Regions from separate parts of the Mus musculus genome. Here region 1 is linked to region 2. Evidence: chromatin loops called from intact Hi-C (ENCODE). Cell type or tissue: heart. All regions are shown on one strand. Each heading gives the region's core, and the rest is flanking DNA. Links, peaks and the distances in the headings are about the cores only.

Region 1 (5,367 bases), core at 268-5,267, 65 kb after region 2:
AGCCAGAAGATCCATGGCTCCCCTCCCTCTAGCCAGAGCATCCCCACCTGAGTCACAGGGACACGCCAGACTTTGGCCTGCTCCCACTAACAGCTGCTTCCCTCTGCTCTGTTCCAAGAAACAGATGCCTTAGAGGAATGGTCACTGTCCCCAGACACAGAGCAGCCCAACCCAGAAGGGAGCTTCCCAGCACCTCTGCCAACATCCCAGCGGATGCTGGACGATCCTTGAAAGCCTGAGCTCAACAAGACAGATCTTCCCAGGCACAAGAACGGGAGCCTACATGCAGGAAGCTCCATGGCTAAAAGAGAGAACTCTGCTAAACCCAGTCTCTCATTCCACGGGTAAGGCTGATGATGCCCAGGAAAGGACAGACAGACAACTGCCCAAAGCTACAATGTCAAAGAAGGCAACCGCCTCCCAACACCCTGAGCTGTTCCACATCACTCAGCAACATCACCTCCCCTGACTCAGATAGGGACAATCTCCCTAAATCTACTCTCTCCTCATCACAGAGCTGCCGTAGTCTCCACAGTGAGCAGGGTAGCAACTCAGAAGGAGAAGAGGCAGGTTAGAGATGCTGTAGCCAGGCCAGTCACTAAGAGAATTGGTGCTCAAGCTAGTACCAGAGGTAGGAGACAGAGACAGGACCTCTGGTTATCAGACCAGCCCCACTTTTCTAGTCCCAAGTTCATAGCACAGATAACACAAGGAAAGCGCTGGCTGGTGTGTTGAGTAAGCTGTTGTCCAGAGGTTGCCTCTGCCTGTCAGAGGTAGAGTCGGGATTCAAACCTGCACAGTGGGGCTGCAAAGCCTGTGACTTAACCTCAAGGCCACACCACCTTATTATAACCCTCAGTCCAAGAATCGAGGGTTCCTGAGATGTCCTCTCCTCCCTCAACATACAGTAACCTGAGCACTTGTGATGTGCTGGCACCAAGCCTTTGAGACTCTCAACATTCCTCCTGGCTTTAAACAGATGGCCCCTGTCCCCACACTCACCAGCCACCTAAAGTCAGGCTGGGCACTGCTGACTTCCAGTGGACAGGCTCCTCCAGACTAAGGGATACCTTTGACCATTTATTCAACCAACACACAGTGGGTCTACAGTATTCTGGGACCCACAGTAAAAGATACTCCCTTAAAGAGCCTCTTGGCACCTTCGATATGTGAGCTGCCTGCCCCCTCACTCCACCTCCACCATCACGGCTTATTAAGAAGCCTTGTGTGGGGAGGGATCCCACAGTCAGCAGGCTCTGGTCTCAGAGCACAGGAAGAAAGTTCGGTGGGTGGGAGAGGGCACATTAACACCAAGAAGGTTTCCCAGTCCCAGGGGTTAAGGGCACAGGTGCCAGACTCCAGGAACACAGGTCCTGGATGGAGTTTATCCCCAGAAGTCCCCTGTCCAACCCCTTCCTATACCAAAACCTCATCCTGTCTCTCCTAGGTAAAAATCCCTCTGCTACTCCCAACTTTGACTTGGCCCAGGAGATCTCTCACCCTTGACACCCAAGCAAGGCCTCTGGGCTCTCTCCAAAACCACTCTTTGTCACAGGTTTCCTCGCTAAGCCTCATTTACTGTACCAAGCACTTTGCACACAGAATTTGTTTTAACTCCCCCACAGCACACAAGGCTATGCTGGAATGTGGACCTCATCTTACAGACTCAGTGGGACACTGAGGCCAGGCCAATGTCACATGGGGTGTAAGTAGCAGAAAGACAGAGTCCCTACATTACCCATCCTTACATGCACGCCTGTCCCATACCTGAACAAATGCCTCTGTAAAACTCCTCCTCAACCTTCAAAGCCCATCTCAAAAGGTTCTTCCTCCCGGAGGTCTCAACTCCTCCACCAGCTCACGGAACAGGCTTCCTGCATCCCATCCCATCCCTCCCTTGTTTTTTGTAGAACTGTCTACTCCCCTTTGTCTCCAACTAGAAGGTGTCTCACTGGCCTTTCCAGCCCCATATCTGGCACCCTGCCTGGCACAGAGTGGATGCCCTAAAAGGCTGTTAATGTGAAATCAGAATGGCCCCCAGGCCCAGCTGGATTGGCCCTGGCTCCCGGCCTCCTCAGCAGGCTCACAGGCATCACTGGACCCAGAGAGCCAAAGCCAGAAGCCCATCTCCTCCAGACCCAGATGGCAGGCAGGCCGCCAGGGCCCTGGTCTCATACTCCCCCTCCTAAGCCCAGCCCCTCTCTGCTTCACCAGCTCTGAATCTGGGAGTCTCAGCCAGTGATTAGGGCCCTAATCAGGCAGGACTTCCTGCCAGCCACTGCCAAAGGTGGGGGCGGGGCAGGAGGGAAGCAAGGTCAACCCAAGGTGAAGTTTCACAGCCAGGGACCCAAGGAGCTCCACACCCCCACTGGTAGATTCACTTTAGCAGCCTCCAGCACTACTCCAGCACTACTACACTGCTCCAAACCTTTGACTGCTAAGAAAGGATACTGAGACCCAGAGAGGGAAGGGACTCAGCTGTGCGGGAGAGAGAACCAGGCCAGCCTGAGATCTGTTGGTAAGAAGAATACCATTCCTGCACAGCCTTGGGTCAGAGGGCCCCAGGGTGGAGACCCCTTTGTACTTCCCCTAGAGCCTCAGACATAGCTCTGTCCCCTGCTAGCACCAACCCTGGCACTGAACCTCAGCTCACTCCCTGAAGAGCGGTTATGGGCCAGCTGATTGCCTGGCCTCCTGGAGGATGTGTTCAAGGTAAGGCCACTTCTCATCTCTCAAGGATCAACAGTCTAGAAGGGCAGAGGGGAGCCAGGCTGAGGAGGGAAGCCAGTGAGAGTCCTCCCAGTAGTCATCATGATCAGCCTACAGCATACTTCCTTCAAAAGAATCTTTAATGCTTTCTGCAGCTGCAACTGGGCGGGCCAGGGGTCCGGAAACGGTGGTCACCCCTGACCCAGAACAACCTCAGCCTCCTGGGTGGGGATCTCTGGGTAAAAGAGCAGGCCAAGAGGCTGGTCCTTGGTGGAGGAATGTCAGAGTCACTAGAAAGCCATGGACCCCAAAGAGGGTAGAGGCCTGAGAGGGAATGGAGTGTGGCCAGGAGACCTACTGACCAATCTTCAAAGCTCTCGGCTCTTATGTATACACAGAAAGGGCTTGGGTGGTTATCCCCACCCCTTACCAACAAGGGACTGAATTAGATTGTAGAGAGAAATGCCAGGTAGACTTCAAGGAGCCCTGGAGGGTCTAAGCCAGCTCAGTGTTTACTTGGGAATGTCACTCTAAAACATAAATGCCATTCCTATGGCTACAGTCAAGGATAGCCTGTTTGGAGGGAGGCTGACCAGGCCCTTGCCAGGCCTGGAAGGTCCTAACGCAGGCAGTGGCTGTCTGAAGGGTGGGAAGGGATCCCAGAGGGACTTGCGATGGCAACTTTCTCAGAGTCCGACATAAACACATATCTGCTCCAGCTCCCTGGGGAGACAAGTCTGAGGTCCCCTCAACTCCAGGCCTGCCTCCTAACTGCAGACAGAAGCAAAGTTGGGAAAGGAAAACACTGATATTAGCAGCCCCTAAAGGAAGCCTGTGGAAGCCTGACCTACACTCTCGATCCAGGATAGGGAAGTCACAACTGTGATGAAAGAGAACAGGACCAGTAAGAGGCAGCAGGCTCCGGAATGAATGACACCCACTGACAAGGATTACCTTTGGCTTCTCTGCTTTGGATGCTTGCTTGTTTGTTTGTTTGTTTTTTTGTTTGTTTGTTTGTTTTTGAGACAGGCTTTTGTGTATCCCAAGCTAACCTTGAACTTACTTTATAGTCATAGATGATCTCGAACCACTGATCTGTAGCCTCACGAGTGTTGGGATTAAAGGTTTCTACCACCATGCCCAATTTACACAGTGCTGGGGAAAGAACCCAGAGTTGTGTGCATGCCATGCAAGCCTGCTCCAGCTGATCTACATCCTATACATCAAAGCACTTTAAATCAATGAATTCATTTAAACTCTATGTCCGTGCCATGAGGCCTACTGTTCCATTCTAGAGGGGAAACTGAGGCGAAACCTAATCACTTGCTGAGAGCACACAGCTAGTAGATAGGAATGGCTGCCATGGTAGGTCTCCAGCAGGCTGGCTCCGGCTTCATGCCCTCCCTCTGCCTTGCTCCACACTGCGGAGGAAAAGCAGCATTGTGTGTAGGCTAACAGCTCTTCAGCAGGCCTGTCCCAAACCCTCAGTCCTCCAGCCTCAGTTGGCACCAAAAGCCTCACACTGAACAGTCAGGGAGTGCCAGTGCAGCCAGATGACAGCAGACACGGGGGAGCGAGAAACATTTGCAGCCAATGAGGCCCACATTCATTCCAAGAGAAGGCAAAGAAGGTCCCTGGAGGAAGCTTCCAATGGCAGAGAGTGGTGAGCTCACAGAAGGCCTCCTGTGGCCCTCATCTGGTCGGATCCCTGGATCCACCCTTCTGCACCAGTCCCTGGCCTGAGCTGGAACTCAAAGCCCTAAAAAGGCAGGGAACACACAGCTTAGCAAGCCCTGCAGGAGGAAAGACCGGGGACTGTCCCTGTCCCCTCTCCTCACAGTTCCAACTCCTCTAGGGAAACAAAGGTGAGGACAAGAAGGCAGATGGCCAAGGGCCACAGCCTAAGCAGAGAACCAGCTACCCTAGGGCCCCCAGCTGCCAGCACAGGGCATCCACGGAGGCGGCACAGGCTATGTATAAGGCTGGCATCCCCGCCACCCCCACCATTCCTTTCCCAGCTGGCTTATGCCCACACCTCTACATGCCTAATAGCTCTGGAAAGCTAAAAGCCAGCCAACCAGGGAGTCATGAAGCCAGAGGCCTCAGGGGATAATGCTGGGGACAAAGTAGAGGCCTGTCCCTCCCCAGTGTCTAAAAACAACCTTCTCCCTCCCACAAGTTCATGTTCCTTTCTGATTCATTTGGTTGTTGTCGTCATCATCGTTGTTGTTGTTGTTGTTGTTGTTGTTGTGTTGTTGTTATTGGGGCGGGATTCGCCTGTCATCCGGCAAATCTCTACTCTCCATCCCAAAACCCCAGTTTCCCTTTCCAGGGTCAAGGAAACATAAGTGAGAGGCAACAATGACCCTGCAGCTCAGTGTAAGCCTCCACTCAGCCCTCACGCTCCTCTCTGCTCCCCCATCATCATCCAGAAGGAAAAATACTCCCATTAGGAAGCCTCCCCAACCTCCTGGCCGTAGACGAGGGATACAAGTTAGACAATGAGAAGAACTTCCTCTTCAGAGGAAGCCAGAAGGGTGAGAGGTACTGTCCTGACTAAAGGCAAGCTGGCTGTGGGCAGAACCTCTGGAGCAAAGGGGTCACAGACCTCATAGAGTTGGCTGTGGGGAGAGGCAAGCTGGGTTGGGCAGGCTGAGC
Region 2 (5,367 bases), core at 142-5,141:
CCACCTCCAAGCAGAGTCTAGGAACCAGGACACTTCCGTGACTTAGAAGAAGAAAACGAAAAGGCTCCATATGTCTCAGAGCAGGCTGGGGTGCCCCTGGACAGAACTCTGGGAGGGGAACACAAGTCCCAACAGCTTTGGCTTCTGGCCCAGCAACCTTGACACAGACTGAGTGAGGCTGCCCAGAAAGCCTGTGGGTGTCTGACGGGAGTGCCTGCAACCGCCTGCAACTGCCTGCATGGCTATTAGTGTCTTTGGTTGCCCTCTGTGGTGGTCACAAGTGTCGGGACCACTTTTCCGAGGGTCCCACTTTTTCAGGATGCCCACTGTCATCCTCAGCCAACCAGATGTGTGGCCAACCACTCAGCAACACACAGACAGGTGCCTGGAAGTTCCCAGCACACGCCTGGCTTGCTCTAAAAGGTGAAATCCCAGAGGATGGCCTCAGGACAACAGGTCCTTCTATGTTTGTGACTTATTGGGATGGCAACTGAAACTTCCAACATAATTCCTAAGCCAGTGGGGACTTAGTTTCTCTTCTGGAAGATTCCTCCTATCCCCTCCTTTGGCCCCGGTTCCTTTGTGACACTTAGGTCCTTCCATTGCCCAAGGCTGTAGCAACTTTGTATCTGTCCTTGCAGCTGAGGAGGGAGAGCACCTGACTGAGGAAGACCACCTGTCTCTCCAGCTCCCACTGTCCAGAGCCATTACTTACTAGCTCGGTTCCTGCCTCCCATTGCCATCTGCTCCCTAAGAATATCGAGGAAATATAAAGGGAGGAACAAAAATCTGTGACTTGAGGCCCAGTAGTAGGTCCCCTGCCCTGCCTTCACTGATGACACGGCTGGGCAAGCAAGACAGGCAGCCGGTGTCACATGCCAGCATTTGTTTTTGCAGACTAGAAACCAAACCCAGAGCCTTGGGCATGCTAGGCCTTGGACATGCTAGGCCACACACTCTCCTCAAGCTATAGCCTTGGTCCTTAGACTTTAACAACTTGTTAATGATAGGGAGGGGGCTATAAAATGTACCCCATATCTTGAATTTCCAAATTGGTGGAGATCATAGTCTACAGGACCTACAGCAAAGGCCCTCTTGTCACCACAGAACCTCCTAGAACTAACCAACAAAGCCCAGGCTCCTGAAAGGGTTAAGGAGCCCCCATCGACATCTCTGTCCCCACCCAGCCACCACCGCAGTAGCCCAATTTGATTTCATCTGCCCATCTGAACACCATCTGTAGTATTTTGTGAATTACTAAAATAAATTTAACTTAAACCAGTCCTGAGCACCAAACCCCATGAGATCACAGACTTGCTATGTGAATTATACACATTTTTCTTTTCCTTTGATTTAAAAAAAATCTTTTGATAACAGATCTTATGTAGCCCAGGCTGGTCTTGAACTCACTAGGTGATGGCCTTGAATTCCTGATCCTCCTGCCTCTGCCTCCTAAGGGCTTGGATGAGAGATGTGCACCACCATACCATGTGCCTGGTTAATATATATATATACACACACACACACACATATATATATATATATGTATATATCACAATATACATACTCCTGGAGTCAGTTTATAAAGTATCTTAGCCCATGTCCAGTGCCATGGAAACAGTAGGTACAAGAACAAGTGCAAAGCATGACCCTAACCAAATGGCCTTCAGAAAGCAATAGAAGCCCCTGAAGAATCCCCTAAAGACTCTGACTGGATGGACAGCCTTCGCTTGGGAGGCTAACACAGGACTGAAGCAAGTTCAGGCCTACTCTGGGCTATATAGTAAGGTCCTCTGTTAAAGAAAAAAAAAAGCCAGGGGACAGAAACAAGGTAAGGACAGAGGGAGGGAGACCCTGACTTCAGACGCCACCTTCCCCGCAGAAGACAGAACTCTCAGTGGCTTGAGAATCTGAATTTTAAAATGCCCTTATGGGCACAGCCAGGTTTGCCCAGTGATGCTCCTCGTGAAATCAAAAGCTTCCTACTATGATCTTACCATCCCCCACGAAAGCCCATCTTATCTCTAAGAAACAGAAACAGGTACTCTTAGCTCCCATTCGCATCATCTCTCAAGTGACTTTATGGTGTTCTTTGAGTATCCCAGAACAAGCCAATGTCCCCCATGAGAGCCCTAGTGGTATCCAGGTTGTGCAATGTCCTCTGAGCCCCCTGGTCAGTCCTCCCTCACCAGCTTATCTGTGTCACAGGATCTGCTCCCAGGGCTCCTTGTCACTCTCAGGAGGAGGGTCTACAGCAGCCCACATGAGAAGTATGCTACCTTGTACAGTTTGGAAGCCACACTTTTTAATCACACAGCCTCAGAGTCCACCTAACCCCATTGCCTAGGCCAACCCATCATCTGCTAGGCATGCAGCAAAGACAAGAGTCTCACGAAATGACCCAGCCCCTGGAGAGTGTGATGTCCCTGAGACAGTGAAGCTACTCAGTACAACTCTGCTCTGACCTCTGAAGCAGCCAGCATTCCCTGCAACCACGAAGCAGCCCTGAGCATGGTAGCTTTATCCATACGTTCTAGATTCTAGAGACAGGAAGATAGACCTAGAGACCTTTGGCTGCCTCCAAGTACCCAGGATTCATCGAGTCCCCAGATTTGCTGCCACTGTGGGCAGCTATCCCAGGCCATTTCCTAGAATTACAGCCCAGGGGACATCCTGAGTTCAGTGGCTGGTCCACCCGATCCCATCCATCCAACTCTGGGAAGCAGAGGTCCCCACAGATGGTTAGAGCCAGAGCCAACATCACAACTCAGCCACTGACTCCCGGAAGGAAGTCACCCCAGCTGCCAGATCCGGGACACACGAACAGAGGGAGGTGGCTGGAGGGTCCTAGAAGCACCTCCCCCCATACACACACAAGAACCACAGCTCCTCCAGCTGGTCTAACACTATAAAGAGGGTGGGACACTAGAGGGCCACACCTCACTAGAGAAGCAGCTTTAGTTTGTAGTCTGATTACTTCATCCTTCCCAGGGCAGCCTTGGCCCAGCCGAGTCTGGATCTGGGGGAGGGAGCTCAGGTTACCATGGCCACAACTTTGATAGGCTGGGTCCCTTCTCACTGTTGTTTCCTGTTGCTGTCCTAACCCTCCCTTCTCTCTAGCCACTAACAGGTGTAGAAGCATCTCCCCAGGCCTGAACAATTGAACAATTGGCTCTTGTTCAATGTTAATGCCTCTTCTCTTTCTCTCTGTGCGCGCATGTGTGCCTTTGGGAGAGTGAGCATGTACCTGTGTGCCTGTGAGTGTGTAGAGGTGAGAGGTCAATCTCAGAGGCCTTTCCTCAGGCACTATCTCCCTTTTTCTTTTGAGGCAAGGTCCCTCACCGGCCTGGAATTCACCAAGTAAGTTAAGGAGGACGGGAGGTCATTGAGCCCCAGCGATCCTCCTATGCCTGCCTCTCCATCACTGGGATTACAAACACCTACGAACCACCCCTGGTTTTGCACATGGGAATAGAACTGGGGTCTTCGTGCTTATAAGGAAAGCGCTTTGCCAACTAAGCCATCTTCTCAACCCCTTGACCCTTGTTCTTAAAGGACAAAATGATTGAGTGTTTTGACTTAGTCTTGGGGTTAGGACTAAAACAGAACACTGTCCCTAGGAGAGCTACTTCATAGTCTGTGAGCGAGTGGGGCAGGGGCACATGCAGCACCAGGTAAGGTTGTCACCCAGGGAATATGTAGCCAGAAGCATGGTGGGTTATAGCGGGAAGAAATGCCATTGGCATATAGCAGGTAGACTTGAGCTAGACAGAGGAAAGAGAGTACAGGGTGGAAGAAGCTGAGTTCCCAACAGACGACTCCAATTTAGCTGCCTACTGCATGAGCTTGGCTGGTTTAGTTTCCACTGTGGCAAAATACACAGAGGAAAGCTTGGAGCTCTAAAATGTCTTGTTCTAGAGCGAACCCAGGATCATCAAGGAGGCAGCAGGCATAGTCAGAAGGGTGGGGGCAGGAAGAAGCACCCCCCACCCCATGACAGACATGGCAGCAAGGTGCTGAAGGTGCAGGGGGAGAAGGGAAGGGGGAGAGGGAAGGACACTGAGAAAGAAAGGAGGAGGGCTTGCTGCCTGAGCTGACTGCGCACCGAGGCTCTGTGTGTGTGTGTGTGTGTGTGTGTGTGTGTGTGTGTGTGTGTGTGTATGTGTGTGTGTGTGTGTGTGTGATAGAAACATACTCTCAGAATGCCCTAGGACCCTACCCCCCCCCCCACAGTAGCCCAAAAGACCTGAAGAAGTGCAGCTCAGGGCTACAGGGGTAGGACAGGCTTTGGAGAGTCAGCCTTTTGGGGGTCTCCATACCTATTCCAGGAAGGCAGCAGGCAGAGCCAGTCTGGGGATATGTTCCCTGGGAATAGGATAAGATTATGCAGGAGGGGGACTGTCAGCTCCCAGTAGATATATGCATCGGACGGATAAGGGGTAGAGGGACATCTGTTCGTAGCCCTCCTGCCTCTCCTCACCTCACGGCTCTCAGCACAGATGTGCTCCAGAAGCCTCCTCATCCGGGAAGGAGACGGCAGAGAAGGACAGATGAGTTCGGGGTGCAAAGGAGACTGAATCAATGCCTGTAGCCATTCACCAAGGGTCTGTGCCTGACCAGGTGTCTTTCAATGGCCTCCATACTGCCAGCCCAATGTAACAGCTAGGCACTAGCTCAAGATGGCCTTGGCCACATGCTCTTTCTGCTCTCCAAGACAAAGAAGCAGCAGAAAGCAGACAGGGAGGCACGCAGACAGGGCTCAGAGGCACCAATGGCAAGTGAAGAAGACGGATGAGACCATGTGACATCTCAGAACCACCCACCCATACACCAGTGACTAGGCCAGTATTGAGGTGCCTTGAAGGGGCTCCCTGGGAACTGCATGCATCCCCAGGAGGGCTATGAGCTTGACAAAAACCACATAGCACTAACTCTGGGCAGCCCACAGTCACATAAGGACCCAGCTTCATGAGTGGGCCAATCTCAATGCTTCATGCAAAATGACACAGCCTCTTGGCATCCCTGACATACCAGGGGCCCGAGAAGCTGTGTGCCTTCAGAATTAAGCTTTCACTGTAAGGGCTGCAAGTCCACGGGTTTCAGCCCATTAGGCAGGGCTGTGTGGAATGGTCCGTGGAGTTCTCTACACAGTAATCCGGGGACTTGGTATACAACCTGTGTGGAGGGGTCAGTGTAGGCTAGCAGCAGACACAGATGGTTTGTATTCCCTTTTAAACCAGGCAGTTCCCTCCTGTGATGAGTGAACAGACCCACCCCCGACAAGCCCTCCACCCCACAGGGAACCTTCCTGGATGGGAGGCAGCCCCCTGGCCCAGCTCTGGCCCTTCCCGCCCTGGCATCCTACAG

What was found. A loop is a pair of places that touch in the nucleus more often than their neighbours do. Peaks named below come from ENCODE experiments on the same cell type or tissue, not always from the same donor. Only the 100,000 strongest peaks of a DNase experiment are listed, where the experiment ranks them.
Region 1: it touches region 2 in a loop (2.7-fold over the local background); 1 of 42 quality-filtered maps calls a loop at or near these places.

Annotation. Positions count from the first base shown.
Region 1 is chr1:74,028,958-74,034,324 of GRCm38, forward strand. The region is part of intron 3 of Tns1 (tensin 1); the gene reads right to left. It overlaps Gm39664 (a long non-coding RNA gene), which reads left to right and starts at 2,134. Exons shown (of 3, transcript XR_003948683.1): 1 at 2,134-2,518; 2 at 2,624-2,712; 3 at 3,574-3,970. In heart, for the core only: no CTCF peak of the experiment used is centred there; DNase peaks (open chromatin) are centred at 2,234, 2,884, 4,164, 4,704 and 1 weaker place; H3K4me3 peaks cover 768 bases; H3K27ac peaks cover 4,778 bases.
Region 2 is chr1:73,963,734-73,969,100 of GRCm38, forward strand. The region is part of intron 18 of Tns1 (tensin 1); the gene reads right to left. Among named protein-coding and RNA genes, the nearest start is that of Gm39664, 65 kb to the right of the region's middle. In heart, for the core only: a CTCF peak has its summit at 2,896 (motif pointing right); DNase peaks (open chromatin) are centred at 158, 698, 2,768 and 3,343; H3K4me3 peaks cover 76 bases; H3K27ac peaks cover 3,840 bases.